Regions from separate parts of the Mus musculus genome. Here all the other regions are linked to region 4. The links are chromatin loops, found by intact Hi-C in ENCODE. Cell type or tissue: heart. All regions are shown on one strand. Each heading gives the region's core, and the rest is flanking DNA. Links, peaks and the distances in the headings are about the cores only. Region 1 has its middle 64 kb from the start of Atp6ap1l. Region 2 has its middle 81 kb from the start of Atp6ap1l. Region 3 overlaps Atp6ap1l (ATPase, H+ transporting, lysosomal accessory protein 1-like). Region 4 holds the start of LOC108168105 (a long non-coding RNA gene). Region 5 overlaps Vcan (versican). Region 6 overlaps Gm35111 (a long non-coding RNA gene). Region 7 overlaps Xrcc4 (X-ray repair complementing defective repair in Chinese hamster cells 4).

Region 1 (4,388 bases), core at 152-4,151, 1.1 Mb after region 4:
AGAATTTTCCCTGACAAAACCGTAACAGGCAGCTGCATGCAGACAAACTGAGAAAAAGAACTTCATTTCTCCCGTACTTCTTCCTCTGACATTTTCAAACTGCTTTAACCTAAGATCCAGGTCCTGTTTCCTGCCTGTCTTTGTATCCATGGATCCGTCGTGGAAAGTACAAAGTGGGAGAATTATAATGAATGTTTGGATGATGGATAAGGGCAGGAAAAATAAATGTGCATCAGGAAACAGCACACAGAATTCTTTCGATAAAACTGAAACGTAATCAAAGCAAACCTTTCACACAGCTAATTGCTTGGGCATTAAGAGGGGATTTCATTGTTTCCTGGACTTCAGTGATTTGCTACAGGTAACTAAGAGTAGTCAAAACAATAGATTGTTGAACAATAGATTGTGCACTTATCAGCGTTAACACTATCAAAAATGTCAGGCATGCCCAAAATACATTCACATTAAGTACTCCAGAGGTGTCAGTACCAATGTCCCAGCAAAGTCATTGTCTGGAAAGGGAGGGCTTGACAATACTGAGGGCAGGTGGGGCTTTTGTTTTGTTTCTTTTCTCCCTTGGGTTTTTGTTTCTTTGTTTCTTTGTTTCTTTGTTTGTTTGTTTGTTCCCCTCAAAGCTGGCTCTAATACCCACAGCACTTCCTAAGGGCGTGATGAGGAACACAGAGGTGAGACCTCCAGATTGCTGCAGAGCAGATGCGCTTGGCCTCATGCCCCTGTGCTGCCTCCTCCTTGTCTCCCACTAACCCCAGGACATCATTTATACTAGGATAAAAATGGATATGTATGGGCTGGAGAGATGGCTCAGCAGTTAAGAGCACTGACTGCTCTTCCGAAGGTCCTGTGTTCAAATCCCAGCAAACCACATGGTGGCTCACAATCACCCATAATGAGATCTGATGCCCTCTTCTGGTGTGTCTGAAGACAGCTACAGTGTACTTATTTATAATAATAAATAAATCTTTTTTTTTAAATGGATATGTATGCCAAGTGGTGCTTGGTGTTACTATTCAGGAGGCTGAGGCAGGGGGACTACAAATGCAAGGCCTACCCCAGCTACAGAGGTGGTTCAAAGCCAGCCTGAACAACATATTAAAAAAAAAAAAAAAAAAAAAAAACTGGCTCAAAATAAAATGTTTGGAAAGGAGCTGGGAATGTAGTTCAATTGCTTGCCCAACATCCTAGGTTAATAGTGTACGTTAACATCAGTTCACACACACATATACATATCACACACACACACACACACACACAGAGGAGAGAGAGAGCCTAAATGAATATTACATAAAAAGTTGTTTGTTTGTTTGTTTGTTTTAGTATAGCAATGTTGTTATTATTCTACAAAATATTGGAATTCTTTCTCCCCACCCAACCCCTGTTCCTCCAGGTATATGTATTCATATGCACGCATGTGCTCAAGTGTAGATGATATGTGTATCTCAGGACAACCTTGAGTGTCAGCCTTACCGTCTACCTTGTTTATGATGCGGTCTGTTTGATACTCAGCACTATAGATGACAAGGTAGCTGGACCCACCACCACCCACCCACCCCAAGTTGCCAGGTACTCTCCAAGTATTCTTCAGTCTCTATATCCCGTGTTGCCATAGGAGTACTGGGTTACAGATGGGAGCGTCTATATCCAACTCTACACGGGTTCTGGGAACCCGGACTCGGGGCCTCTCGGTTTTGTAGCAAGCTCTTAACCTACTGAGCCATTTTTTCAGCCAACAGCGAAATTTCTACTCTCAACTCAGCCAGGGACATCTTTTTAAAAACTTACGAAGCCAGTTTCACAGTGTGTAGGTAACTGCGTGCTGTGATAGCTATAGCCATGTTTTAATCTTTGAAACTTAAGACTTTGGCCTTTACTCTTCTGTGACTGTGGGACTGTTCATGTTTAGAAAAATAAGCATTTCCTGCACGGTTGAAACGGGTTATCTAGCCAGCTTCAGACACTGATCAGTGGTTCTCTAGCGACCTCTAGTGATATAATGGGGAACATATTCTGTCAACAGGGAAGTGAAGGGATGTTTGCTGGGTCAATGTGAAGAAGCCCTATAACCTAGGGATTAAGGAACGGTTATAACTTTGAATAAGGGAAAATTTAAGTCTTTCCCTTCTCCGATATTTTGTGCCCTCTCCTCTATCTTCTTTGTCTTGTCTCAATCATGTTTATCTTAAGTACCCTTGAGGGCTCTAGGCCATACTGAGTCCTTGCCTACCCCCATTGCTTTACGGAGCCTAATTGTAGACAAAGCCTTCTTACCCTCAAACAAGACACATTTCTCCAGTGACATCCTGCATCTGGTTTCACAGCAGCATTCCCTCTATTGTTAGTTCCTCGATTCTAAAGTCTTTGTATATCCATTCCAAACCCAAGCAAGGACACGCTGCTACTGTCTTCGTTTTGTCACAGTAACCGCGGGGTACAGTATTTCTTCAGAGGAATTAAGATTGGTTGCTTCCAGTGTTAAATTGTAAGAGCTGGATTCTACCTATTGTTCAGTTTTGGGTTTTTGCTAGTTTGGGGGTGATTTCTCTTTTTCTGAGTTTTTGTATTGTTTTGGTTTGTTGTGGTTTGGTTTGGTTTCTTTTGGTTTGGTTTGGTTTGGTTTGGTTTGGTTTGGTTTGGTTTGGTTTGGTTTGGTTTGGTTTGGCTTGGCTTGGCTTGGTTTGGTTTGGTTTGGTTTGGTTTGGTTTGGTTTGGTTTGGTTGGGCGGGCTTGTGGCAGCAATAGGTAAGATGGGGTGTTCATCATGAACTTCCGGAAGCAGAAAGATCCAGGTTTTCAGTGCATATTAAAAGATGTAGAATCAACAAAGATAAAGGATATCAAACTCTCCACGAAGTTGAGCGATGATCTTTCCCAAGAGAGGAACTTAACCCATAGCTCTGCTCTGCAGACAGTGGATCAGTCAACTCCAACCTGGGTCCTTATGGTATATTGTTGGGTTATAATTTTTATTTCCTCTCACAATGTCCTCACACAACTACTGAACATATATCACATAGGTCTTGTAAATGCCAGGTAGGCAATCCACCACTGAACCACAGCTCCAGTCTACATCTCTTGCTCATTTTTGTACCCTCCTGCCCTGCACGTAGACCCTCTGTTCTCACCTGTGCAGACCAGAGATCCATGTAATAGTTAACTACATGCTCACCAACAGATACTAGAGGAAATCACCCCAAGTTGATCTTCATATATAATGTACACACATTGCAATGTCTCACTGTCCCTCACAAACACATGTTTTTTGCTGTGTTCTTGTTTGTTTTGTTATTGTTGTTGTTGTTGCTGCTGCTGCTGCTGCTGATGATGATGATGATGACGATGATGATGATGATTCTGCTGCTGCTACTGCTGCTGTTTTTGTTTGCTGTTTGTTTTGTTGGTTTGGATCTTTGGGGTTTGGGTTATGGTTTTTGGTTTGTTTGGCTGGTTGGTTGGTTGGTTGGTTGGTTGGTTGGTTGGTTTATGGGGGTTGTTATTTGGTTGGGTTTGTGGTTTTTCTGAGACAAGGTTTCTGTATGTAAGAGCCTTAGTTGTCCTGGAACTGACTTTGTAGACCTCAAATTCACAGAAATCCACCTGCCTCTGCCTCCAGAGTGCTGGGATTAAAAGCATGCACTACCAATTCTGGCCAGCACTTATTGTGTTAATTAAAATAGTAATATATTTTAAAACGTAAGAAAAGCAGAATACACCAACAGAAACAGGGTGGAATTCAAGGATGACATCCTAATATCTTAAGCACATTCCCACTTTGCCTCAAGGTTCTATTCCAAAGCTAAGAACCATCTCTCCAGTGAAATCATCCTCTACCAAGGATCTGAGACTAAGACCTGTCTTCCTTCTGGGGACTGAAAATATGTCAGGCCAATGGTAAACGTGATAAGCCCAGAAGAACCTGGGCTCACAACTGAGTAGCTTCCTTTCATCTGTAGGCACAGAGAATTTCCCAGAAACCCTAACCAAGCAATGGTTGGCCCACAAATAAACACGTACATACTGATGCATGACTGATCACTGGCATGTTGAGTTCCCGTAGTTTGTGGCATCAGAGAGCTTTTCAGTCAAATGTTTACGGGACAAGGAGAAGAAAGCCTTTCCTTTGGTTGCTTTCTTAGCTGACTTAGCTTGGAAGGAGAAGAAACTGATGAGCAGCGCAGCAATGCTCTACAGAATGGTCACAATCAAAGATTAGAGTAAGTAGGTTTTCTGACTCAAGGATTCAGTCTACTTCAGGATGGGGTTTGTTATTAAAGCCCATCATCTGTTGCTCTCTAGAATACTGCATGGAGATTTTCACACCAAGTTTATAAAAGTTTGGTTTTGTATTACTTCCATTTTGCAAAAATCTCAAG
Region 2 (4,388 bases), core at 128-4,127, 1.0 Mb after region 4:
GTCTAGGGGTTTATAGTATTCAATCATATACCATTGGACACATTTAAAATTCCCTCCCCCAATAACATGCTTAATCAAGAGCTGGATTGTGGCTTGGTGGTACAATATCCATGTAGCACGTGTAAAGTTCAGGGTTTGATTCCTGGGACTGACAACTAGAAAGAGCTTAATCCACCTCTCCCGCATTTCAATTAAGTATAGCATTTTAAACTGTAGATTCTGAAACATATCTTCCCAAAAGTACTGAAGTTCTACAGCTATTCTGAATGCGTTCTCTAGATCACACAGCAGGACACACCTCCATGACCCCCCACGGGTTATTAAATTCATGGCACCTTCTTCACGGATGTGCTATTTGTTTGCTTACACTCAAAAACCATAGTTGTTTAGAATACAATATTGCCCATTTTTATTTCTATGTATCTCAAAGCCATACACTTTGAAAGAGGATAATAAAAGCCAGTTCTAAAGGAAATAGCTGCCAGCTGCTGGAGAGATAATTTAGGGATTGGTCTTCTGTAATTCCTATGGAGTATATGCAGGTGGTAGGCTTTTTGTTCCCCATCACCAAACAGGGCACCATTCCGTAACTGCCAAGAGTGTTGGGCAGCACTGTGTTGAGAAGTATTTAGCAGCCAGATCCCTGTGGGGATGTACCTGTGGGGGTGTCCAATGTGTGTAGCTCTGGTTGACTTTCATGGTGCAAATGCTTTCATTATGGCCACCAGAAGGAGGCTGCTGAACAAGGAGCTGGAAAGTACCTGTAGTTGTTCAGCACACCACTGACACCATACAGCTCACAGCCATTGCCTTCCCTGAAGAGGTGGCCCCTGCTACAATATCACCTCTGAGATTTCACCCAGAGATACTTGTAGACAATAATTAGCTGATACAGATGGCCAAAATCCTGCTCCCTTATCTATGGATACACTGAGTCACATGAGGCATGTCATGCTCCCTGAAATATGCCATGCCTCATGATTTGAAAAAGTCTGCACTTTTAAACTAAGTTCCACAATCTTTCTGTTTAACAGAAGTTGTTTCGACCTTTTCTTCAGGATCCTTGAATACAGTTAATGCTCCAAGCTGCTGGATTGCTGTGTCCTATAGCTACTCCAACCCTGCCTAACTATAGGAAGCCTGAATGAGGTATGGGTGAGTGAGTGAGGGTGTATCTACCGAAACCCTGAGTACTCGGCTTCCATCACTACTTAGTCCATGTGCTGTGACAGACATTCAGAGGCTGCCTCTGCAGCACATAGGCTCATAGCAAAGCTGCTCAAGACATGGTATCACTAGACCCTGGGCTTTTCTTTAATCAGGAAAAGAGAGAGGGAGAAAGGAGGGGGGGAGTGGAAGGATGGGTGTGGCCTGGGCACAGATGAGGGCAGAATCCAGACACTGAGGGACCTTAAAGGGATCTTCAAGAATCCTTTCTAACTATCGTTTTACAGGTGGAACAACTGAGATTTGGAGGTCTAAAACTGAAACTGAACCCTTTGTGTCTTACATCGAAGTTCAGAGATGTCTCTCTATGCCAGTTGTCTGTTTAACTTCTTAGGACAACACTGAACCAGTATGGAAGCGGAAAGTCTGAAGTTTGTGGTCACTTGTTAGGATTTTCCTGCAGATGCCCCAGCACTGGGTGGTGGTTTGCTTAGCAAGACAGCCTTCAGGCTCCATGCATTCCCCAGGGTGGATTGGAAGCCTTCACTCTATTCAAAAGGAGGCCAAAGTCAAAAATAATTTTGTGCTTTCCAGCTGTTGTCCCTTGATCACTGATGGTCCAGGAATGCCCTCTGGTGACTTCCTGCTGTGTGTTCAGGCAGACACAAGCCTTCTGGAGACAGAAGGTGGCTGTGGGAACAGGGAGGGAGGCCTAGACGCCTGGAAGTGGTTTTCTCTCCTAACAAATGTGATGTGGGTGTTCTGTCAGCAAACTCGTGGGATGTGACCAGGAAGTCGGATAAAAGCTTAATATATCGTTACGCCCCAGTAGCATTTTGTTTTGTCCTCTAATGATGACTATAATTCTTTTTAATTACACAATTATTTCAATACTTACTCAACTCATATTATACTAATACAAGGCAAGGAAACAATAACAAATTAGTAAGCAGAAAAAGCTCTAACACAATTTTAACTTGGGCATATCCTTCTGTGGTTTTCTGCATAATATGACCACCATTTCAAAGAACATTGACTAAAGCATATTCATGGAGGCTCAGAATGGATCTTTGCAAGACTGGTACGTTTTTAGTTTTGGAGGCACGAATTTAAGACAAACAGGAAAAAAATGATATTTGTGCCCCTAAAAAGTTGAAAGGGATGTCGATTAGAAAGAGAATTGTGGGACTAAAGGTTGTCTGGGGATTATAATGTAAATATACTTATCCCCTTTAATTCTTCTATTGATCAAAAATATTAAATGTGAGTCTTCCACTAGCAGCCTTTGGATGAAGACATAGAACTCTCAGCTCTGTGCCATGCCTGCCTGGAATGCTGCCATGCTCCTACCTTGATGATAATGGACTGAACCTCTGAACCTGTAAGCCAGCCCCAAGTAAATGTTGTTTTTTATAAGACTTGCCTTGGTCATGGTGTCTGTTCACAGCAGTGAAACCCTAAGACAGAAGTTGGTACTGGGAGTGGGGTATTGCTGTGATAGGCCTGACCATGCTTTTATTTGAAAGAATGTGGATTTTGGGACTTTGGATTTGGAAAGCAGTGGAATGCTTTAAATGGGGCTTAATCGGTCATCCTAGTAGGAATATGGAAGACTTCGTTGCTGGGAGTAATTTGAACTGTGTTGACCTGGCCCAAGAGATTTCAAAGGAGAAGAATTTCAGAATATGGCATAAAGACTGTTTTTGTGGTATTTTGGTGAAGAATGTGGCTACATTTTGCCCTTGTCTGAAAAGTCTGCCTGAGGCTAAGATGAAGAGTCTTGAATTAATTGCATTAATTGCATTGACAAAGGAAGTTTCAAAAAAGCCCAGCAGAGACTTTGTTCTCTGGTTAAGTCTCACAAAGAGAAGTTTGAACAAGCATAGCAAGCTTAGAAAGGAAAAATAAAAAATATATGGTTCGAGTATTAAAGACATACCAGGAAGTGAAATGGAGCAAAATCCTGTGTTCTAGGAAATAACAGATTAAGGGAGTAGGACCTTGGGGCAAGATCCTACCCAGCTGAATTTAGATCCAGGCATGGTGGTACACACCTTTAATCTCATGAGACAGGCATGCTGATCTCTGCATTCAAGGTCAATCTACAGAGCAAGAACCAGGATAGCCAAGCTTAGGCAGTGAAGGATTTAGAAAACATAAAGCCAATGATAATGTAATAGTGCAAGGGGGTCATGTTCCAGTTCCTGCAAGCAGCAGAATTCGGCAGCTTCGGCCATGTGGCTCTGGCTCTAGAGTAAAGAATGGAAGGAACTACGTGGACAATTGATGCTGGTTAGCTGGAGCTAAGGAATTAGCAATGATTAAGAAGAGACCAGCATCACTGAGTTGAAATCTGGGAGTTGTTTTCTGGGAGCACAAAGAAGCTGTGTTCCAGAGATAGCCAAGGTTGTACCTCATGCTGCCACTGGACTTGGTAATGTGTAAGAGTCACCCAGGTGGTACTGGTTTTGAAGGCATGAAGGAGTCATGAAGAACAGCTGAGGCTTGGCACTGTGAGAGGTCTTGGAAGGCCATTGGAGAAGGTGTAGCCTCAGCTGTAGTTGATGGCCCATGACTGAAGGGGTCATGCAAAGGATTTGAGGCATGGCACCATGAAGCAAGCCTATGAGAGGCTATTGGTGAAGTATAGTTAGAGTGGAACACCCTTGTGTATTGGAGATGTCTGTACCATGGGATGATCACTGAGAACAGAAGCCGTAGTGACGTGGATCAACCTAAGCTTAGAGTGCTACAAAGGGCACAGCTAGAGAGTGATGCCAGCCCTTAAGAGGAGCCCAAAAGATCAAGTGGAATCCCAGACATTGAAACAAGAAGGTGTAACATTGAAATTGCCTTGGAGACACAAAGATGTTAAAGATGCCAGAGCCATGGGACACATGCTGAGGAAAGCTGCTAATAGGTAGTGGAACCAGCCTAGGAGAAAGCAGTTTGTTGCAGTCAACAAAGATGAAAAAGGAGTGAAGATCTGAAGACCACTTTGACATCAGCCATGGAGATACAGAGTTTGGAATTTGCCCAGCTGGTCTCCTGTCTTTCTTTGAGGATTACAGTTAAGTGATTGAATGGATCTTAGAAGAGACCTTGAACTTTGGACTTTTAACATTGTTGAAACTGCTATAGACTATGAGGACTTTGAAAGTTGGACTAAATGTATTTTGCATTGTGCTATGTTTAAGTATGGCCCCACATTGACTCATGTG
Region 3 (4,388 bases), core at 234-4,233, 1.1 Mb after region 4:
CATGTGTGCTGGAATCATAGACAGGAGCCATCATCCCTGGCTGGAAACTTGATTTGCAAAGAAAACTGACCAACCATTCTGGGATGGATCAGCTGTGACAACTAAAACTGAAACGAAACTTCTTTTAATCTGATTTTTAGAACTATTTGAATTCATATAAAATAGCATGTCTGCTATGTCTCTAACTCCAAGGAAGCTCTGGGTTTGGTAAGTATGGTGTGTGATGTCATTGACAGGGAGTGGTTGGAAAGCATCTCTCAGGGAGGACATGAGTCCTGGCGTGGTAAAAACCCAAACTGAGGCACACACTGAAGGCTTTTTATATACCAGATACTGCTGACCCAACAGAGTCTTCATAGCAGCCCATGGGCAAGTGACTATTTTACTGTAGCTTAAAGAAGAGCCTGGGGCTCGGGAAAGTTCTGTAACTCACCTGGAGTCACACAGCAGAAAGCGTGTGGTAATAAAATTTACACATGAAAAACCTGGTTTCATACACATGTGGCTTCATACGACTCCACAGCTTTTGGTATTGTCTATCTCTTTCCTTGTCACTACCATAGAAGGCTGTATGTGGGTCATATGCAAATACCATGCCATTGTATATAAGGGGCTTGAGAATTCGTGGCTTTGGTAACCATGGAAGGAATTAGGGTCTGCAACCACTCTCTTGGGCCTACCAAGGGACAAATGTTTATTCTACAAGAAATGCCAGCAAACCTGCAGAGTGGACAGCACTCTCCTGCGGACATTCCTCTCCCCTGGCCTGAGCTTGCATCCATGCTTCTGTTTACATTCTTGGTGCTTCCACAAAGCTAGCATGCCATTCACTGTGAGGAAGGCAGTTTCACGCGTGCAGGTTACACAATCCTGAGGAGGGATGTGCGTCTTACAGCAAGTTCTCTGGGGCCTCGGGGGGGGGGGGGCCCTGTGAATACGTACTGGGGTGCTCCTCCCTTCTGCTGCTGCTCCAAAGCCTCAAAGCCTTGCTCAGCCAGCACAGAAGTCAAATCCTGTGAGTCTGCGAACCAGTCGTCCCTGGTGGCTGCAAAGTCCTCCTCTGACCTCTCTTCCTTTCCTTCATTCGAAACCCCCATCCCTGGTCTTTGAGCAAGTGTTTGTTTTATTATTTCGGCTACAAAATGTACATAACATAAAATGGGCCGTCTTAACCACTAGCACATGCTGGTATAAGTGCCACTGTCATTCCATGCCTGGAATGGTCCTGAGTATTGCACACATACGAAGTCACCTACTTTCTACATGGATGAAGACAGGACATATATGGACAAGGTGAAGTAACCTAGCCATGTGGTAGAGGAGCGATTTTAAACTCCTATCTGCCTGACTCCAAAATGCGTGTTATTCCCATCTTCCCTTGGCCTTTCATCAACGCTATGCCTCCTCCAAGCTGAGAGAAATAGACATGAATCTATACACCCATGTAAATAAAGAACAAGCGGGAACATGCATGCCCTTATAAGGGATGTGCAATGCCATGCATGCTGCTTCAGTGAGTAAGACAGGCCGCAGGTAAACAAGATTAGAGGGACTTGAGAGAATGTCTCTCAGCTGGGACGCTGACTGCAAAGGCGCCTGTCATGCTCACATGTGTTTCTCCCAGGTTTTCAAGCTCTCTGGGCTATTTTTGATGGCTGACGATTCCATTCCCAGGCTAACTGTCAACACTGTCTTTCCCACTTCAGATGTACTTCTAATCTGCCCTGATAAGATCGCTGTTTACTCCCAGAAGGGCTCTCCTCACAGAGCTCTGGGCCCAGGAAATGTCAGTCACCGGGCTTCAGCCACAGCTGCACTAGGGTTTAGATAAGTACCTGGGAAGTGGGTAAACAGGAAAGTAAACGCGAGCCCTGGAGGGCTCAGGCAGAAGAAACTCTCCACCCTGCTCCATCTCACACCTCAGAAGATCCAGAATAAACCAACACTACCTTAAAGGTACTGCACGGACACTCTTCCTTAAGCGTCCTGTTTTGGGTTACTTCAACTGAGTTTCTTTGGCACCAAGTAAAGAGTGCGTTTTAGTTTATTACCTGGAAATCAATAAACGTGACCTCCCACAGGCTTGTCACATCATCTGAGCTGCTAAGCAACAGTAGGGCATCATTCCGCCGCAGGCTGCTGACCCGTTGGCAGCGGTAGGAGTAAGTTGACAGAGCATATATACCGGTTGCGTTAAAAGTTGCTTGCACCGAATTGTTGAAGATTATCTCGACGCGGTGTAAACTAAACCAACTCTGGCTGGCCAGCTTGTTGTAATTGGTTAGGGTGAACCTGAAAAGGATCGAACATTAAGTGTTAGCTGGAGCGTTTTTTTTTTTTTTTTTTTTTTTTTTTTAACTGTCTCAAGCCGGGCGTCATCCGTGAACAGTACAATGGCGCCCTCTTTTGTCAGGCTGTGGAATTGGGAAGAGGCTTTTCCGGAGCCAAACCAGAGCCAGGTTGGTAAGAAGGCACATGATTGGGAACAAGAAAAAGAATAATACAAAAATCCTCCAGGGACGAAGTGGGAGGGCGCTTTTTTATTTTCTTTTCTAAGAATCAAATTGTATGTATATTATTGCATGTTATGTTCATTATCAAATTTAATTAAAACTTAGGTGTATATTAACACAGAATTAGTCATAAAATAATAGCAATAGGTTTCTTACATTATCCCAGTGTCATATATGAGGAATTGAGTCTAGGGGGACAAAACCACTTGCCTAGTTTCTCTCCTATGTTGTGTTTAAACTGCCTGTCAGATTCAACCTGAGACCATCACCCTCACCACTAACGATTAACGTGGAACATTCTCTAGTCATGAAAAAGTATAGTGTATTCATGATAATTTTATTTTAAAAGATGAGACATTACATAGAAAATTTCAAGACTGACAGACTTAGAACATTGGTAGTAATTGGAAATACTGGTTGAATTATCAATTATTTTCTTGTTCTTATAGCTCAATATTTCTGATCTTTCTGTTCTCGTGGATTCTCCTTATTCTATTTGTGTTCATGGAGAGTCCTGGGAGCTGAGGTAGAAAGAACACTTCTGAACAATCTAATTCTAGGTAGAGGCTAGGGTGTTGATACTCTCCATGACACGGATGGGATGCAGTCAGCCCAGTCTGTTAGGGTGAGGGGTCTGGGCTCACTAGAGATTCACCATGACCAAAAATATACTTTGATAACCAGAGTCTTTTCATTTAAGGACTGACACCCAGGGTGGGGCCAGGACTGCACCTGAGAGCCATCCCAAGATGCAGCCCCTAGTCATGTCAGGCCAAGGCTTACAAAGTCAAAACCCACCAGACTACATGCATCTGTCTGTGTAGGCAGGCTCTAATTTTAAAATATATGTCTTACAGTTGCCCTAGTCATCTTTTTCAGCAGAGTAAGCAAGTTTGATTATGAAAGCGGGAAGAGCAGCTAGTTTTATGGCCCACCGTCTTTCTAGAACAGCAAATTTTACAAGCTCAGTCAATTTAGGAATAGTCTTCAATGTCTGGAGAAAGGGGAGGGGACTGCTAGGGTACAGCTTGTGCAAGTTACAAGGGACTTATGTGCTAGAAGCATTTTTTTTTTTTTTTTGCTTTTTGGTCTTCTAAGCATAGTAAGTATAAACTTTACAGTTGGGGTTTCTAACGCTATGATAAGAAACACCATGAATCAACTTGGGGAGGTAACTTCCCGGATAACCACACAGCACTGAGGTAAATCAAGGCAGGAACTCTAGCAAGTTGGGAACCTGGTGACAGGAACTGATGCAGAGGCCGTGGAAGTATGCTGTTTACTAGCTTGCTCCCCATGGCTTGCTCAGCCTGCTTCCTTGTAGAACCCAGGACCACCAGCCCAGTGATGGCTGGGCCCTCCCACATCAATCACTAAGGAGCCTTGCCCACAGACCACCCTTAAGGAGAGTGCCTTTTCTCATTTGTGGTTCCCTCTGCTCAATTATGTCTAGCTTTGTGTCATGTTAACAAAAAAACAACCATAGCACAGCCCTCTTTGGTCAGAAAGGCTTTTAAGGAGAGAGGATAGGCAGATGAAAGTTGGGCAAGGGACTCAAATGGTAAGACATAGAGGGATTATGGATATAAATGTCACATACCTTTATCCTACCTGAAGAGGAGGAGGAGAAGGAAAAGGAGGGGAGGAGGGGGGAGAAGAAGAGGGAGAGGAAGAGAGGGAGGAGGATGGGGAGGAGGAGCAGGGGAAAAGGGGAAAGAAGAGGAGGGAAAGGAGGGGGAAGAGGAGGAGTAAATGAGGGGGAAGAGGGGGCAGAAGGGGAGGGGGAAGAGGAAGAGGGGAGGAGGGAGAGATGGAAAAAGAGGAGGAGGGGGAGCAGAGGAGGGAAAAGAGGAGAATTTACAAGGGTATTTTCTA
Region 4 (4,388 bases), core at 90-4,089:
TGTCAGAGTTTGATTTGCAATCAGTCCTGCAATTCTAATAATAGGATAAGTTTTTAGAATGTAAAATTGTGTTTATTCCTATTTTGCACTCAAGATACGTTAACACTTGCAGGTAGATATTTATTTCTTGCTTGTTTATTGATACAAATGATATTAAAATTAGTGTTTGTCAATGCCTCTGAAGAGATTTTCATAAAAGCATAGGATGTTTTGTAGGAATAAGGACAGTTTAGCTTGACAATGCAATTGACCTTGGGCACAGAGAATGAGAGGGTGACTAAGCTTGCAATTGCTTCACATTTTCCTCATGAGTTTTCCTTTGCAGTGTTTGAACTGACCTGCAATTCGCCAGTAAAAAGTTACATGTAAGAAAAGCCAGCTTAGAAATGCTTTTCTTGGGCTGAAGAGAGGGCTCAGCAGTGAAGAGCACTGGCTGTTCTTCCAAAGGACCTGGATTCAATTGCAAGCACCCACATGGCAGCTTGCAATGGTCCCACATGGCAGCTTGCAATGGTCCCACATGGCAGCTTGCAACTGTCTGTAACTCAAGTCCCAGGGGATCTGATGCCCTCGCACAGACATACATGCTGGCACACACCAATGTACATAAAATAAAAATTAATACTAAATTATTTTTAAAACTAATAGAAAAAAATTAAAGAGGAACCATGGCTGCTCACAGAATCTGAGCCACCAACCAGGGAGCACGCAGGAGCTGGACTTAGTCCACCAACCAGGGAGCATGCAGGAGCTGGACTTAGACCCCTACACACTTGTAGCAAATGCACAGCTTGGTTTTCATGTGGGTCTCTTAACAAGTAGAATGGGGGCTGCCCTCTCTGTTCCCTGCCATTGGATCCCCTTCACCTTATCTGGATTACCTGGTTGGGCCACATTGGGATAGGATGTGCCTAATCCTGTTGGTATGGAAACCAAAGGGGGGGCTCCCCTTCTCTGAGGCGAAAAGGAGGGGGGAAAGGGAGAGGGATTTGTAAGGGTGGGACTGGGAAGAGAGGAGGGAAGGGGACTGTAATTGAGATGTAAAGTGAATAAAAAATAATTATTGGGGGGAAAAAGGAAAGCCAGCTTATTAAGCCTTTTCAAGAAGAGAAGGAGAAGGATCAGTAGCTAGAAATTTTCATGGACTCTTGTGAGGGTCTCAGTTAACCAGAGTCTGTATATGAACACCAGTGTTTATAGAGGTCAAGGAGATGGTGCATCTCATCGATGAGGAAGGGGGAAGACGGGGGCGGAGGGCAAATTCAACTTGAGTGGTTATTCCAGTAAAGGAATTATTTTTAATGTTCAGAGAGATTTCAAAGTTTTTGAGATGTCCTAAGAAGTCTCTGAAAAAGGAAGGTTAAATGAAAACTGGCAAAGGAGCAAATACATTAAGCATTAGGCTGGTGGACACAGGAAACAGAAATTGAAATATCATAATGTCCTAAGCTGACTGACGGCAATTAGGGCAGAGAAAAACTAATGAAAAGGGGAAAAATGTGTTTGTGAAGAGGCCGAAATACAGAATGACAGAGATGAAATTACAATATGAATAGCTGGCTGACCTGGGGCTGCTGGAAAGAATCATTAGCTTTGGCTAAATGAATGTGTTTCTTCTGTGAAAATTAAATAAAGTACCTTAGAGGCATCCTAAGCAGGCTGGAGGCTGGTAGCAATCCTCTTGTTGTTTCATTAATTAACCATGACCACCTTCTCCTAAGCTTCTTTGAACCTTAGTAGACATTATAGATGGATATTTTTTTTTTCTGAGGTGGAGAAAGAAAACCAAGCATAATCATGTCTTTTTGTTCCTTTTAAGTGGAGGTCATTTAAATTTCCTTAAACTTAGGGAAAACATTATCCGGACAAAGATTCCACTTCACACTAAAATAACTCTGCTAACCCAGAGCCCCAGCTTATCCTCTAAATGGTTTCTCTCTGAAGCAAGGCAAATTAAAAACTGCTGAGCCAACGGTAGGAACTAGAGGAAAGGTTGGACTTAATGTATGTTCTGCTCCATGATGTGTGAACTCTCCTATCCCTTGTCTGACTGTCTAGCCAAGGTGTCTCTTAATACTCAAGGATTGCTTTCAAACCAAGTTGATAAGAGACTAAAACCACTCAGTTTTACTTTGGTGGAATTATCTTTTTCCCCTCAAAGTGCCAATGTGAAACAAGTAGCTAGACATCAAATAAACATGGTCCAAATCAATATGTTGTATTTTAACAAATAACATTTTTGTGTGTGTGTGATTCATAGACAGGAAAGTCAGTTACAAAGTTGAGATTTGAGTATAGGGAGGAGAAACCACAGTGTGATTTCACGGCCAAAGAACAAAGCTCTCTTGTTCTTAGGGCCTTAGACCTGTCTGAGAACATGTCCAGCAAATATGTCCAGCAGGTGGCGTTTCACCTCTTAGATTGGTTTTGTAATTACAGAATTCCCATTAATAGGAGACATTTGGGGAAGTGTGCAAAAACCAATAGAAACCCCTTACCAAAAAAAAAAAAAAAAAAAAAAAAAAGGTATTTTAAATCATGTTTTCTAATAGGAGGGAGAACAATAAACATCTTTATTCTTGTGAGAAAATCGAATCCAATCACTTCAGGAGAATTCACAATCTAGAGACTGAAACTGAAGCAGAGCCGACACAGGGAACTGAAAGCCATGTTAAAGATCATTTCGGCGTGTGTTCCTGATTAGTATGCACTTAGTAACATCTCTGGGAACCAGTGTTAGCCACTCTGCCACCTCAATTATCCAATTCAGGCTAAAAGTTTTTGTGACTACAACTTAATGATAGGCCTTACAAAGTATGACCAAGGGTACAAGTTCGATTCCAGAATCAACAAATCAAACCAACCAACCAAAGCCAGCAACAAATCAAAATCACACTGTATTGTGTTTCTGAAGAGCTCCAAGTACAAAGATGGTGCAGCAAGAGACTTATGAAAAATCGGTCCATCTTGTATAGCTGGAGAAAGACACTAACAGATAACCTGAACCACACACTGGACTGTGATGATGTCTATCTAACTGAGGATCAGAATAGATTGTTTCACTCGACAAGGCCAGAGTAGGTCTTGGAAGAAGTAAGGCAAGGCTGTGTGCTTAGGAGGAGGGTTGAGTTCAGAAGCTGGCCAAGGAATCAGGCAAGGCAAAGATAAGGACAAAGAACCAGTGTACCATAAAACAGAAACCATAAATGATATTGTTCGAGAAGTATGCTCCCTCCAGGATTAACCTTGAGTTACACAAGCTGACAGAACCAAAGCACCAGAGGTAAGACTAGGTGATGAGAGCATCCCTGGGTGGGTTAGGAGAGGAACTAGAATCCCAGGGAAGACTGACACACAATCTAAAGTATTTCAACATAACAAAAGGTTTTACTTTGCAGAAGGGTGCTGAGCCTTGATAAATCAAGCAACTTAGCATATTCCGCCAGGATCCCCCTTGGATCTTTTAAAACTAACTGCAGTGGGTCTGTCCTGTGCCTCACTTTGAGAGGCCAGATCTCAGCCCCTCATTTGTATGCAGCCGACTAATTTAATACTATGCAGTTGCTAGGGAGAATGGAACCCAACCACGGATTTTGACTTTTAGGAATATGCTGTCTCAGAAGGGATTTTTGACAAATGGCATCTTTCTATGACTTCTTTAAAGACAATTCTTTCTTTCTTTCTTCCTTTCTTTCTTTCTTTCTTTCTTTCTTCCTTCCTTCCTTCCTTCCTTCCTTCCTTCCTTCCTTCCTTCCTTTCTCTTTCTTTCTTTCTTTCTTTCTTTCTTTCTTTCTTTCTTTCTTTCTTTCTTTCTTTCTTTGTTCCTTCCTTCCTTTCTCTTTCTTTCTTTCTTTCTTTCTTTCTTTCTTTCTTTCTTTCTTTCTTTCTTTCTTTCTTTCTTCCTTTCTTTGTCTCATTTAACGTTAACGTTTAACACAAAAGCCAGCACATTTCATTTCTGTTTCCCACAGTTGGGTAGTGGTTGATCAGGTAACCAAGCCAGGGCATAAGAATCTGCTATGGAGCTCACTTTATCCTGGTCAGAGAGTTTCCAGCAGGATTTATTAATGGAGAACTAAGTAGGATCACATTCATTCATTCATTTACTCACTCACTCACTCACTCACTCACTCACTCACTCTTTCACTCATTCATTCCCGATAAAGCTAAAGAGAGATACTAAGTTCACTATGTGGTAATTATATGCAGCAATGATGTTATCCTAGCCTCGTTTACACACCGGATACCAGGTCTGCTCCTACATGAATCTTTCCTATAGACTTTATAACCTTAGCGTGTTTCTACAACAGTAACCTGCCATTCCAGATCACAGAGAGGCAGTGGAATCTCCTTTGGGGAAATCTCAGAGCAGTGTAACATCATGCTGA
Region 5 (4,388 bases), core at 133-4,132, 110 kb before region 4:
CAGAGCAGACTAAAGTTATTCATCTAAGTATATACCAAATTATAAATGCTTACATTTCTTGTCAAAATTGTCCTGCTGGTTATCTGCAGCCCACATGACATCCCAGCCTGGCAGCATCCTAACCCCTCAGGGAAGGACCTCCTGTTTGAAAGCAACTGAATGGGTTGCTCTCTGAATGGGTGCAGAATTAGTTTTCTTGCCCATGTCTGGAGTTCCTCCACCTGTCTCAGTCAGCATGGCAGGTGGGCTGACTGACAGGGTTGGATGGGAGGCAGAGTTAGCTTTGAGCAATTTTCAATAATGGATTACAAGGGGAATCTTGTCGTGCATAACCATATATGGAGTCTAGAGGGTCAAATACCCATTTATACCTAGTACATGATATTTCATCTTTTAAAATATGTGACACATGATCATCATCAATGATATCAAAATCTCAGCAATTAATCAGTGTCCCAGTCATGAACAATCCAACCCAAGCAATGTACTTTACTTAATTCACCTTTCCATACACAAAAACAAATAACTGCCTCTTTACAAAGGACTATTAAAACCTTTTTGTAGACTTATGTAAGACTTAGGAATAAGCAAGAAGTTTCCTCTATTCCTTAAAAGGGGAGGGGGAGTAGGTTTGGGTTCTGCTTTAAGTCCTGCTTTCATTAGAAGAAAGAATACAAGGTTATCTATCAGGCATTAACTGTTGCTGCATTGATTGGCACAAATAAAGACCAATTAACTCTGGGGAACTGTGTGAATGTCTGGGTAGCAAGGAGGACCAGACAGGTGTAAGAGAGGCTCTTAAGCATAAGCTGGTTCACCTTCTCCCAATGCACTACTTCAAAATAATATTTGTGTTTTTTGGTTTTGTTTTGTCTTGTTGTTCTTTGACTTTTTAGATTTTCAGTGTTTTTTTTTTTTTTTTTTGGTGTGTTTTTTGTCTTTGTTTTTGTTTTGGGGTTTGTTTTTGTGAGGTTGTCGTATGTATACACTAGAATTTCTGAAAGAAGTCAAAAGAAGCACAAGGAGCTCGATGTGGTGGCGCACGCCTTTAGTCCCAGCACTCGGGAGGCAGAGGCAGGCGGATTTCTGAGTTTGAGGCCAGCCTGGTCTACAAAGTGAGTTCCAGGACAGCCAGGGCTACACAGAGAAACCCTGTCTCAAAAAAAAAAAAAAAAGAAGAAGCACAAGGTAGAGTGTCTGGGAGGAGTTGGGAAGCAGGAATATGATCTACAAGTACTATCTCCATGTGTAAATTTACCAGAAAATATATAAAAATATTTCAAGTGAATTTAGGAAATGAGTGGGCATGAATATGATCAAAACATGTTGTATAAAATTCTCAAAGCGTTAATAAAGCATTTATTTTTAAAGTGGCAGTAAGTAGTCTAATATATTATCTTTAAGATAGGTGAATTTCAATCGGAATATCAGAACTCTTAGGACACAAGGTGAAGGAATTCATAGAATTTTTAAATGTTCAATATGAGGCTAGAGAGATGGGTCAGTACTTAAGACTACCTGTTGCTCTTAGAGCTGACCCAGGTTTGGTTCCCAGCACCCACTTGGTAAACAAGGAGATCAAATATCATCTTTTGTCTTCCTATTCTGAACTCTGCAGGGAGTAGGCATGCATTTGATGGATGTGAGGATGTCTTTATTCGAACAGACTTGTGTAACAGATTAATTCTGCTTAAATCTATTAGAGATGAACCACAATGGCCAGAAGAGCAGTCAAACATATTCCCCAGTGAGGTGGGAAGTCTGAGATGTCTATTATGCAGACATCCTTGAAAACCAATTGCACACTTTGTAAATGTTGGCCTCTCTTCCTGGACAGCTAACAATTGTGTTTCTGGGTATCTCACATATCACTGGCATTGTAAATCTTGAATCTGTGACTGTCAGGTCCCTTTTGTATTGTCTCTGTATCCAACCAGATATTTAGCTATAATTCTTCAGCTCAGATGTCATCATGTTTTATACTTTAAAATTCACAATACTTTGGATTTCCTGGAGTAGCTAATTGAATACTATGTTTTGGAACTATTTTGATGGTGCTAAAAACATTTAAATATCATACATACCCTATTGATAAAAGTAACTTGACACCTTTTCAGGGATAATTTTGGGAGAAATTGATTAAATTTTCAACTTTAATTTTTATTTATATTCCATAAAAAATTCAATCACAGCTCTTCGTCTTCCTTTTTGCTCCAAACACAGATAATTTAATTTACAGAAGAAAAGTTTGTATACTAAACTACAGAAATCTTCTTGGTTCACCTGCCAAGAAGAAAAGTCAAGGAAGTGACCTGTTGGCTTCTATTACAGTGTGTAAAAGTGAAGGTTCAAGAAAGAACGGGGCTAATTTTAACCTTAACTGCCAGGATTTTATGAAGCTTAAGGTACCTGTTAGTTTCCTACTGTGCTTGCAAATCATCTCATTTTGCATTTAACTATTGGGCTTACAATATTATACATTTCAAAGCTATACGAACCTAAACAACACCCCTGCAGACACTAGTGCTGTTCATATAAAAATACAAAGCATAATGTGACCACCAGGTGGTGACATAGACTGCTCAATATGGTAGTACTTTGAGTGCCAGCACAGGATATAGAATCACAATTATTAACTCCACCTGCAGAATAAAAATTAAAGTGTCATCTGTGGCATGTCCTCCTCTGTGGCATGTCCTCCACTGTGGCATGACCTCCACTGTGGCATGTGCTCCTAGTTTTGTGATTTTTTTACAAATAGATAGGCTATATTTTCTAGTTCCATCCTATTCTGCTATTGACTATTACAGCTCTCATCTGACTTTTCTACCTAAGACGAGCACTACAAAAGCTTGTTTTTTCATGTTTCTATGAATAGCATCTAATGATTTACATCAACAGTGACAGTTCATCAGACACGGTATAATCATGTCTGGTAGATCTACTCAATATCTTTAGAGTAGGACCAATAAATAATTATGCCCCAGTGCACAAAAATCAAATGCATGCTGTATGAATCTGCAAAGTTACATTCTGAAAATATCACACCTATACTACAAGCTGACTTGTGTAAACTCTTTTTTTTTTTTCCACCTGGGACCCATTAAACCACTATTGGACTCTGAGAGCCACAAAGCCCTAATATAGCCCATGTCACCAAGGCCAAGAAGACTATCTCCAGAGAATACAAGCAAGTTGCATATACAAAAATACTTTATCAAGAGCCTGTGTACCCACCTAGAACACACACACACACACACACACACACACACACACACACACACACAGGAGCATACATCCACACAAGCACACACATGGACATGCATACACACACTGATAGCAGTTAGCTTGCCACTAGGTAATCACTTGAGTCAACTGTATGTTCCAGAATACAGAACAAATCGTTATCTGAAGAAAACAAAGGCCATGGGAGCTTCTTATTACAAAACTCAAAACATCTTTCCTTCCTGGGTAGCTCTAGTACACAATAGTCATTAGTTTGTAGCCTGCAGGGGACACATTTAACTGTTCTCCTTGAGTGAGGCAAATGCCGTCCCTGCAAGGTAGATCTCAGGCTCTCCTAATCCATGCTCTCTGGTCTGGGTCCTGATTTATTTACATTTTACAGGAGGTTATGGTTTTTCTGTTATCATTAGTTGAGCCCACAACCGAAGAAGAAAAGAGCAGCTTTGTTTCAAAGGAGAAAGAGACGTTTGTTCAGGCATCACTACCCACTGGAAGCCTGCAGTTGGATTCTACCAAACTCAGTATACTGAAGGGAAGGAAAATTAACGTGGGGTCTCTGGATAGCTGTTAAAGCGGCAACGTGCCCATTATTTTCCTAGCTGGCAGAGTTCTGTGCAGGGGAGACAATCTGGCCACTCTTGAGTACAGCACTAATCTTGTGAAATGCTGTGAGCTCACTAACTGACAAAGCAATAATTATCAACAGTCTTTCCAGAGGGATGTAAGTTACTCCCACTGTGAGACAGGGGCCCCAAGCAGAGCCTCTAGGAGCAACATGCACTTAATCCACGCAAAGCACTGTGCCAGTGGGCGCCTCCACTCAAGCTTGTTTGCACAAGTCGTCAGTCATGAAATGCTAAGGAACCAAATGCCAGAGAAAGTGCCAAAAACCATTCAACTTCATTTTCTTTGCTTTTTCCATGGTTGTGCATTGCCTTAAACTAATTAGCAGTTAAATTTAAACATGTGCACATGATTCTAAAGTTTCATGAAGCAGTGCTAAGGGGCCTCCTGCATTCATTAAGTTTTCTTCACTTGCAGGGTAAACTTGTCAATTACAAGATGATTTTCCAGTGGTGGCAAACACTGTACTTCAGCAATTTAAACCCATCATTAGACATCTAAGCAACAAGAGCAAAAGG
Region 6 (4,388 bases), core at 176-4,175, 740 kb after region 4:
CACTAGGAGGCTCACTATTTAAAGGGCCCAGTCCTGGTCACTAAACAAAAGCAACAGATCAACCCAAAGAACTAGAGTGTCTTCTTTGGTGAGAGGAAATGCTATTTGAGAAAAGTAGCAAACAAAGGAAATCTCTGACAAATGAGTCATGAGAGGGAAAGGAGTCTCCCAGCACGGGGTGTTCTTGTGGCTCCGTTATTATTAATTGTGAGGACACGCTTACTCATGTCTTGTTCACTCTTGCCTCTACCATCACTGAGCTCATGTTACATTTATCCTAATGAACCAAGCCCACCAGAGATACACTGTGCACCACTTTAACGTGAACAGATTAGTCAGAGGAATTTTTATTTTGTTGGTCAGACTGGTCATCTCTGGGGACTTCTTGCTTTAGCTATCATTGTTTAGACTTTGAAATAAATGTGCAATGTATTTTCTAAGCCTATGACTAAGATTTAGAAAAAGTAGTATAAATTTCATATTGCTCAAATTATGAAATCTATCTACACTTCATTTTTATAAGGCACATGAAGACTGTGCTTGGTTTAAACAATTTCTTCTGACCACAGTAAGCTCTTGTGATGACCTTAACACGCACATCATAACTCACAGTTTGCAAGTGGGAACCAATGCTTCAGGTTGAGATGCTTGCAGAGAGGGATTTTTGCATTCTCTAAAGCATAAAAGTAAGCACAAAGCAAAGAGTAGCTGAGATGATTGGATGTTTGTGACACTGAGCCTTGAGGTGCTCAGATTTGGTGAAAATATTCTTCTAGTTGTGTCTGGGAGGTCAGTTCTGGATGAAATTAACATTTGGATCTGTAGACCCCCAAAAGCAATAAAGCAGTCTTCAGAGAAGATTCATCTGGCCTACTGAAAGCCTGGATGAATAGGTGAGCAAAAAGAACTCCAGAGCTCCATCTGTAAGCTGCAGCATCAGTTGCGTCTCTTAGACTCTGACTCAGACATGATATTATATCCTGAGCTCTCATGGGTTTTAGGGCTTTACACTCAGATGTGAAACCACGTCACTGTCTCCAGTCTGCAGACTCTAGGTTTGTTTGTTTTTTGTTTTGATTTTGTTTTTGTCCATTTATAAGAAAATGTCTTCCTTGGAAGCCCACGCTATTTTCAAAGTTTTGGTAATCCTCTTGCCTTGGCTTCCCAAATGCACAGATTACTGAAATGTGGCATTACATTTGTCTTTAACTACAGATCTGAAACCTCTCAGACTGCAGAATTGCACGCAACAAGCCTCTTTGACAAATCGACTGCTATGTATATCTTGTTGTCTCCATGTCTGTGGAGAAGCTGGACTAGCACAGAACATATGGAAAATAGGATAATCTTCTACATAGATATTTTCAAAGAATAGCAAGAAGCCAGTTGTGGCTATCAACCAATGTTTTAACAATACATATGCTCAGTGTTCAGATTGGAAATTTTATGTGACTTTCTACTACATCCTAAACTCCTTGGGAGGGCTGAGGAGTCTGAGGTGGTATGGGGCAAGTCCAGGAGGAAGAATATTAACCTTGTTCCTAAGACAGTCCACTTTATACAGCTTATATTCTCAAGTCCTTTAGTGCTTGATGACCACACTGAAGAAAATGAAATAAAAGCAGGATATCAGATGCAAACTAGCATTATGTATCTGACTTGCACCGCAGTGACAATGTCTACTGTATTTTCTATTCCTGTACAGAAGATGTTACTGGTCAAGAAATACCCCTTTTCTAATATTAATTTAGTCTGATAGTATTAATTTCTGATAACATATTAATTAATTCATTCAAGTTAATAACGACATGTTATTCACTATTTTCATTGCCTTTTGTTGGTTTACTTTTCCTTAAGCTTTACTTAAAGTGGCGCTGTCCTTACATGTTCCAAGCACAGAGTAAAATAGATGTATCACACAAACTACAATCTCTGTTGCTTGCTCCGTAGAGTGCCACAATTTTTTTCAACTGTAGGCTTCTATTTCTATAATGCTTATATCAGACACAAGGGAGCAAATTCTTGTTCTTGGGTGGGGGGCAGGGGTTGAATAAAGGTCTAGGTTAGCCTGCCCTCTAGTGTGGCTTACTGATTTCTGGGGAGAGAAAAAAAATGCAGCATGTCCTAGAAGCTGATTGTGCAATTCTGTTGGGTTGGCAACCTGCCATCAGCACCAGAACACTGCACAACTTCCTCCTCTTTGGGAGCTACAGGCTTCAAGCATTAGGTCACATTTGTAACCCAGTTTTGAGCAGAAACACACTCTAGACACACCCTATGCCTGCCTAAGCCAGTGTCACATGGTTATCCTTGACTGTGGCTTTTGTCATTTCCTCCCATTTAATGATAACACACAATGAAACTAAATAAAGGGACAGACTTCTTACTACAGGAACTCGGGGATTTACAGAGTGCTTCTGAGGGGAATTTGGTCTCAGAAATGGTACTGGTTTAGGCTGATCTCTCTGAAGCAGTCTGCCTATGTGTCTCCTTGGCTGGCCCTTCTGAATGTGAGGCTACAGCCAAATGGCTCTGAGGCTGCACTCCAGGATCCATGTTACCACACCAGAAGCATCTTTGAGATTTGGTTTTACTTCTTCGTTCAAATTCTGCTCAAAATTAAACTGCCTTGGAGGATAGTGTTTAAAATTTTTTGATTTATATTTAGCTACACAAAATGAGCTCCCTTTAAAAAATGAAAAACTAATTGCTATATTTGCTTAAACCTAGAAGTGCCCTGGTTATAGATCAACTCTGAAGTTATTTTAAACATGTTACTGCAATGCTAAATTTCAAACGCTTTTTCAGGATTTTGTGCATATGTTCAGTTGGGATGCTCAGAATTCCTGGCTGATGGGAATTTAACCAGTGCCTGCCTGTTCTTCCTAACCCACATACATAACATACATAACATACATGTTCTGGACTCATTTGTCTAAGAAGTGAGAGTCTTCCATTTTTAAGCACTCATAATTTAAAGAAAGTCTAGATGTTAGCCTTTACAATAATAACAAATAGAGCAATAATCTTTAAAACCACCCATAGATGTAAAATATTTTGTATGTATGTATGTGTGTGCATATATATATATTCTACAAAATATGCCTTCTTTCTGTTCTCAAATCATTAGTCTACTAAGGCTGCATGCAAGGACTAAAGTGACATAACAGCCTCTGGAGAGCACCACCATTCATCTTGGGCATCGGCATTTCCTTAAGATGAGTTCTGTCATAGTAGGCATATGGATATAATTGTGTTGTCCATTTCTTCTTGTCTGGCAGTAATACAACCAAAGCAAATATAAAGACTTGAGGGTTTAAGAATCACAATCAGATGAGTGGAAAGGAATTGAAGAGAGACAACACAAAGCAACAGACTCCTAGGCGACAAGATATACCTGTATGGCAGTTGTCCTCCATTCTGGAGCCTTCATTGTGTCATTTGTGATAAGCATGGCATGGACCAAGTGTAATCAGAGGTATCTGATTTTCATCCCCAAACTGCCTGTTCTAATTGTATCTGTCCCATTCTCACCACATCTGTGTGTTTCCATATATTTTAGATACAAAATATAACAGATTAAAGTTTGCCAGTGCAGGCACAATGTTACCCAAACACCATGTTCTCACTGGCTCTGGTTCCCATTCTAATCCACACCCTTGGCATGTTTGCCATTTGCTGTATTGATTTTTCAGCTTGTGTTCTTTGCTCAAGTCTCTGAAAGACATCATAAATGTAATCACTGTCATGAAGAGGAAAATGAAACACTGCAGACCTTGTGATTGGTGCATTGCATGTTTTTGTCACAGCATCTCAAATACACGTGAGATTCACTGATTCCCTATCAGTGGCTCCCTTTTGCCCCTCTAGTTTGCTGACATGTGATTTTCCAAGTCATTTTTAGAAATCTGAAACCTGTTAGAGATTGCAGATGCTAGGCTCTGCATGGCTGCTATCGTTTTGGCAGAGTCTGCTCTTTCAAGACAACAAAGGCAACACATAAAAATCTGCCTTCTCTGACTCTGTCCTTAAAGTCTCTGTGGATGCAGGACACTTAAAACACTTCTAGACATCCAGGTCTAGACTGGACCTTTTCTTCCTTTTTACTCAACAGAGTACAAGGGCTTTTGCCTTGGAACTCACAAGCTTATTCCCATTACCAGCTTCTACTATGAATATAGTTTTGTCACCAGTTCAATATATGTGACTCTTTTTAAATAATACTAATTATGTAGATGTCAGAGCTGGCAGTAGGAAAACCAGTTCTTGCCTGTCTACTTTGAACCCCAGCTCTGGCTAAGTCCCTTAGTCTTCATGTAACTTAACTCAACTTGTAACAAGAAGAAAAGGAAGGAGGAAAAGAAAGGAAAAGAGAAAATAAACTACAA
Region 7 (4,388 bases), core at 233-4,232, 270 kb after region 4:
GAGAGGCCCATTGGACACGCAGACTTTGTGTGCCCCGGTACAGGGGAACGCCAGGGCCAAAGGGGGGGAGTGGGTGGGTAGGGGAGTGGGGGTGGGTGGGTAAGGGGGACTTTTGGTATAGCATTGGAAATGTAAATGAGCTAAATACCTAATAAAAAATGGGAAAAAAAAAAAAAAAAAGAACAATAGCATCCACCCTGGCCAGTGTCTATAGGACCCTCACCTCTTTACAAGGTGATGGAGGATAACAGGAGTCTTTAAAATAATATCTTAATCTGGACTGACAATGATTCTTACTCTGGCACCGAGCAGCCTTATATTGTCTAAGGACCTTCATATAGTCTTTGAGGAAGAGATAAATTACAACAAATAAAAGTCACACTCTACCAGTGCTACTAACAAATCATCTGATGATTATAATACAAAAAAGCAAAATCAATCCCCTAACTGGGGTCATTGATTAGGGGCCATCCAAAGAGCCTTTAAACTACAATAGGAATCTGACAACTCAGTGTGGATTGATCAATGACCCCTAGGTGGGAGAAAATTAAAATAGATCCAACTTCTAATACAGTAATAATTTTAACACGTACATAGTAACAGGTTGATCCTTGGAATTCCCATATTTTTGTAATTCATAAAATGCAAAAAAATACATTTCAGCTGTTATGTAATCTCAGAGGCATAAACGCTGCTATGAAAGCAATGGGGGCTTTCCAGACACGACTTCCTCCTCCTAGTGTGATTCCTCAAAGACATTTCATTACTATACTTGACTGAAAGGATGACTTTTTCTGTACCCCTTTATATTCTCATGATAAAGAACATCTTGCATTCTGGTTTGCTATTTTAAACAGTCAACAGCCAGTGACCCAAGATCGGTGGGAAAGTTTTACAACAAGGGATAAAAATAGGCAGCGTTCATGGCAATATTGTGTATATAAAGCAGCTACTGCAGTGCTAAGGTTCCCAAGGTTTTGTTCTTCTCACCTGCTCATCTAATCAATAGTTATATGACTACTTAACTTCCATGGTAAGTAAACTAAAACCATAAAATTTAAACAGAAGTTTGGATAAAATACAAAATTAATCATCTTGTAGTTAGGACATATTATTCAGCAATAAATTTGACATCATAAAATAAAAAAGGATTGACTATGTCAACTGGGTATGCCCTATGCACCTATTACTACTAAAGATTTTAGAGCTCTGCTCTTTACTTTCTGGAGACTCAGTGAAACTGCATAAGAAATATATTAGCCAAACAGAAGCAAGTTACTGCTTTATTAAATATTGCTGAAGCTAAAGCAGTAGCTGCTTAAATTAAACCTTTACTTCCTTATCACTTCCTTACTCTTCTTTCTTCCTCATCACTTACTAGAATTATATATATTAACAGATAATAGTATTAGAAAAATTTATGCATGTCATAATTCTCCACAATGTTACACAACACGTTATCTAAAATATAGACTTGATAAGAGCATATCTTTTTTTTTCTTTTTTTCCCCTTAGATATTTTCTTTATTTACATTTCAAATGTTATCCCCTTTCCTAGTTTTCCCTCTGAAACTCCCCTACCCCTCCCCTCGCCCCCTGCTTCCCAACCCACCCACACCCATTCCCAGTCCTGGCATTCCCCTATACTGGGGCAAAGAACCTTCACAGGACTTAGGGACTCTCCTCCCACTGATGACCAACTAGGCCATCCTCTGCTATATACACAGCTAGAAGCACAAGTCCCACCATGTGTTTTCTTTGATTGGTGGTTTTAGTTCCAAGGAGTTCTGGGGGTACTGCATAGTTCATATTGATGTTCCTCCTATGGGGCTTCAGACCGATAAGGGCATATCTTAAATAACTTAGTGATACTGAGCCTACAGAAATCACTGTGCTTTTAAAAATTCAGGTCAATTATTTCTTCAATACTAATAATAATTGGCAGGTTGCATTAGCATGTTACTTGGGATCAATAGATTATCATTATTCTAAAAATCTCCTTTCAAGATTTTTTTTAAAGATACCCCATGGGTAATATTCTATAAAGATAGTTTTTAATGCCTTTATAGATGCCTCTTCAAAAAGACAAGGAGCTTACGTCTTATACATAAATTCCAAATCGTCTACAAAAGATTGTACTGATCCCTGGTACAACTCAAGAGTCTTAATTTGCCACAATCAATCAGCTTTTATTAGATAGTTCTCAGTATTTACTATTATAACTGGCTTTATATATTGTGTTCAAACTCTTTCTTTTTTAAAAACAGCAAGACATAACCCAGCCCAGATACTAACGTTACTTCACAATAATTTCTCTGCCTTCAGACTTCTACATGACAATGAATTCAACCTTTTCTCATAACTCATATATGCTCATTCTAACTCGTAAGACCCGTTAAGAGTCGCGATTACACAAGCCAATCCACTAGCCTCCTCTCTGACCTGACGCTTTCTTTTCAGGATGCTCAATAATCTCAAGAACTTCTTCATCAAATGCAGAAGTGTTACACTTCTCTTGACACCTTGTGACAAATCATTTGACCCTGCCCTTCCTGGTCTACTTTCACCCCACTGCCCTCTGCTGGTAGAATTAATCTGCAAGGGTTAAAAATTTAACACCATTAGCAAACACATATCACTCATCTCTCAGAATTGGAGCCCTTCAAATATGTTCATGTAATGGTTGATACTTTTTCTAACATGATTGTGGTTTCGACTTACAAGGGTGACACCACTTCAGATGTTAGTAATCATTTAGCATCCACCTTCTCCTTTCTAGGACTCTGGCTACAACTAAAACCTAATAATAGTCCTGCTTATTCTAACAAAAGCCATAACGGATTTCTCAATTTAGGAAATATTAACCATGTTACTGGAATTCTTTATAATTCATATGGTCAAGAAATTATGGAATGACACCATCCCATATTTAAAGATAAAGAGAAGCATGTAATCCCACTTAAATACCAGTATACTGTGGTACATTTAGCCACACTTATGTAAATTGAATTCACTTTAAACAATAATGCTTCTTCGGCTGCCCAAAAATATTTTGCATAAAGGAAGCACAGTATGAAATATATGTTAAATGAAAGTTAACCAATGGAAAGGGATAGATATTCTTCTAATATTAGGACAAGGTTATGGTTGTATCCCTCCAGAAAATGAAAGAGGATCCAGATGGCTCCTGCATCGATGCATCAGACCAGGACAGCACCCTGGAGACCAGCTGAAAATGAGTCTCAGGAGAGATGACATCCTCATTAAGCGGAGATGTCCCAAAAGGAAGAATAAGCTGATGACTTGGAAAGATTCCAAGACATAACTCATCAAGACAAAATCTTGGGGAAATTAGGTTGAGGGATGGAACGACCCATGCATTTCTAAAATTTAAACCCAGAATTGTTCCTGTCTAGAGGAAATACAGGGACAAAGAGTGGAACAGAGACTGAAGGGAAGGCCACACAGACAGCCCAACCTGGGGATCCATCCCATATACAGACATCAAAACCAGACACTATTGCTGATGACAAGAAGTGCTTGCTGACAGGATCCTGATACAGCTGTCTCCTGAGAGGCTCTGCCAGATCCTGACCAATACAGATGTGCATGCATACAGCCAACAATCAGACTGAGCACAGGGACCCAATGGAGGAGTTAGGGGAAGGACTGAAGGAGCTGATGGGGCCTTTTCTGGCATCAATGGGAGAGGAGGCCCTTGGTCCTGTGAAGGCTTGATGCCTCAGCATAGAGCAATGCTAGGGAGGTGAGACAAGTGGGTGGGTGGGTGAGGGAGCACTCTCATAGAAGCAGGGTAAGGGAGGATGAGAAAGGGGGTTGCAGAGGGGAAACCTGGGACAGGAGGTAACATTTGAAATGTAAATAAATAAGATATACAATTAAAAAAACAATTTCTGTTTCCTTGATCTTCTTCAATTATCTTGTTGCGCTATAGAACTTCAAGTACTATATTGAATAAATATAGTTAGTGGACAGCCTTTTCTTATTCCTGATTTTAGTGGATTACTTTGAATTTTTCTGAATTTAATTTAATGTAGTCTTTAGGCTTACTGTAAATTTCTTTATTCTATTTAGGTAATCCCTTGTAGCCCTGACCCTTTGTAGCTCCAAGATATTTTATCATGAAGATGTGGATTCTATTGCAGGCCTTTTCAGCATCTAATGAGATGAGCCCTGTTTTGATTTTTTTTTCTTTCAGTTTGTTTATACGGTATATTGCATTAAATTTCATATGTTGAACCATCCCAGCATCATGGTGAATGATCTACTTGATATATTCTTAAATATGGTTTGTGAGTATTTTACTGAGTATTAACTAATTGTGCATCTATGTTTATGAGGGAAAATGATCTGTAATTCTCTTTCCT

The links. A loop is a pair of places that touch in the nucleus more often than their neighbours do. Peaks named below come from ENCODE experiments on the same cell type or tissue, not always from the same donor. Only the 100,000 strongest peaks of a DNase experiment are listed, where the experiment ranks them.
Region 1: a loop joins it to region 4, with 10 times the contacts of the local background. A loop is called at or near these places in 18 of 42 quality-filtered maps.
Region 2: it touches region 4 in a loop (4-fold over the local background); 5 of 42 quality-filtered maps call a loop at or near these places.
Region 3: it touches region 4 in a loop (11-fold over the local background); 11 of 42 quality-filtered maps call a loop at or near these places.
Region 5: it touches region 4 in a loop (4-fold over the local background); 2 of 42 quality-filtered maps call a loop at or near these places.
Region 6: it touches region 4 in a loop (3-fold over the local background); 3 of 42 quality-filtered maps call a loop at or near these places.
Region 7: a loop joins it to region 4, with 2.2 times the contacts of the local background. A loop is called at or near these places in 5 of 42 quality-filtered maps.

The regions. Positions count from the first base shown.
Region 1 is chr13:90,839,137-90,843,524 of GRCm38, forward strand. No RefSeq gene overlaps it. Among named protein-coding and RNA genes, the nearest start is that of Atp6ap1l, 64 kb to the right of the region's middle. In heart, for the core only: a CTCF peak has its summit at 2,000 (motif pointing left); no DNase peak of the experiment used is centred there; H3K27ac peaks cover 1,004 bases.
Region 2 is chr13:90,822,264-90,826,651 of GRCm38, forward strand. No RefSeq gene overlaps it. Among named protein-coding and RNA genes, the nearest start is that of Atp6ap1l, 81 kb to the right of the region's middle. In heart, for the core only: a CTCF peak has its summit at 1,821 (motif pointing left); no DNase peak of the experiment used is centred there.
Region 3 is chr13:90,884,503-90,888,890 of GRCm38, forward strand. It overlaps Atp6ap1l (ATPase, H+ transporting, lysosomal accessory protein 1-like), which reads right to left. Exons shown (of 7, transcript NM_001145879.1): 6 at 2,052-2,292. Among named protein-coding and RNA genes, the nearest start is that of Atp6ap1l, 19 kb to the right of the region's middle. In heart, for the core only: a CTCF peak has its summit at 2,415 (motif pointing left); a DNase peak (open chromatin) is centred at 1,749; H3K4me3 peaks cover 790 bases; H3K27ac peaks cover 3,808 bases.
Region 4 is chr13:89,777,045-89,781,432 of GRCm38, forward strand. The region is part of intron 1 of Gm4117 (a long non-coding RNA gene); the gene reads left to right. LOC108168105 (a long non-coding RNA gene) reads right to left here and starts at 1,766. Exons shown (of 3, transcript XR_001781016.2): 1 at 1,639-1,766. In heart, for the core only: a CTCF peak has its summit at 2,389 (motif pointing right); no DNase peak of the experiment used is centred there.
Region 5 is chr13:89,665,645-89,670,032 of GRCm38, forward strand. The region is part of intron 12 of Vcan (versican); the gene reads right to left. Among named protein-coding and RNA genes, the nearest start is that of Gm4117, 66 kb to the right of the region's middle. In heart, for the core only: a CTCF peak has its summit at 2,563 (motif pointing right); no DNase peak of the experiment used is centred there.
Region 6 is chr13:90,513,849-90,518,236 of GRCm38, forward strand. All of the region lies in intron 1 of Gm35111 (a long non-coding RNA gene), which reads right to left. Among named protein-coding and RNA genes, the nearest start is that of Gm35111, 33 kb to the right of the region's middle. In heart, for the core only: a CTCF peak has its summit at 2,086; a DNase peak (open chromatin) is centred at 2,183; H3K27ac peaks cover 707 bases.
Region 7 is chr13:90,049,372-90,053,759 of GRCm38, forward strand. The region is part of intron 3 of Xrcc4 (X-ray repair complementing defective repair in Chinese hamster cells 4); the gene reads right to left. Among named protein-coding and RNA genes, the nearest start is that of Xrcc4, 38 kb to the right of the region's middle. In heart, for the core only: a CTCF peak has its summit at 2,584 (motif pointing left); no DNase peak of the experiment used is centred there.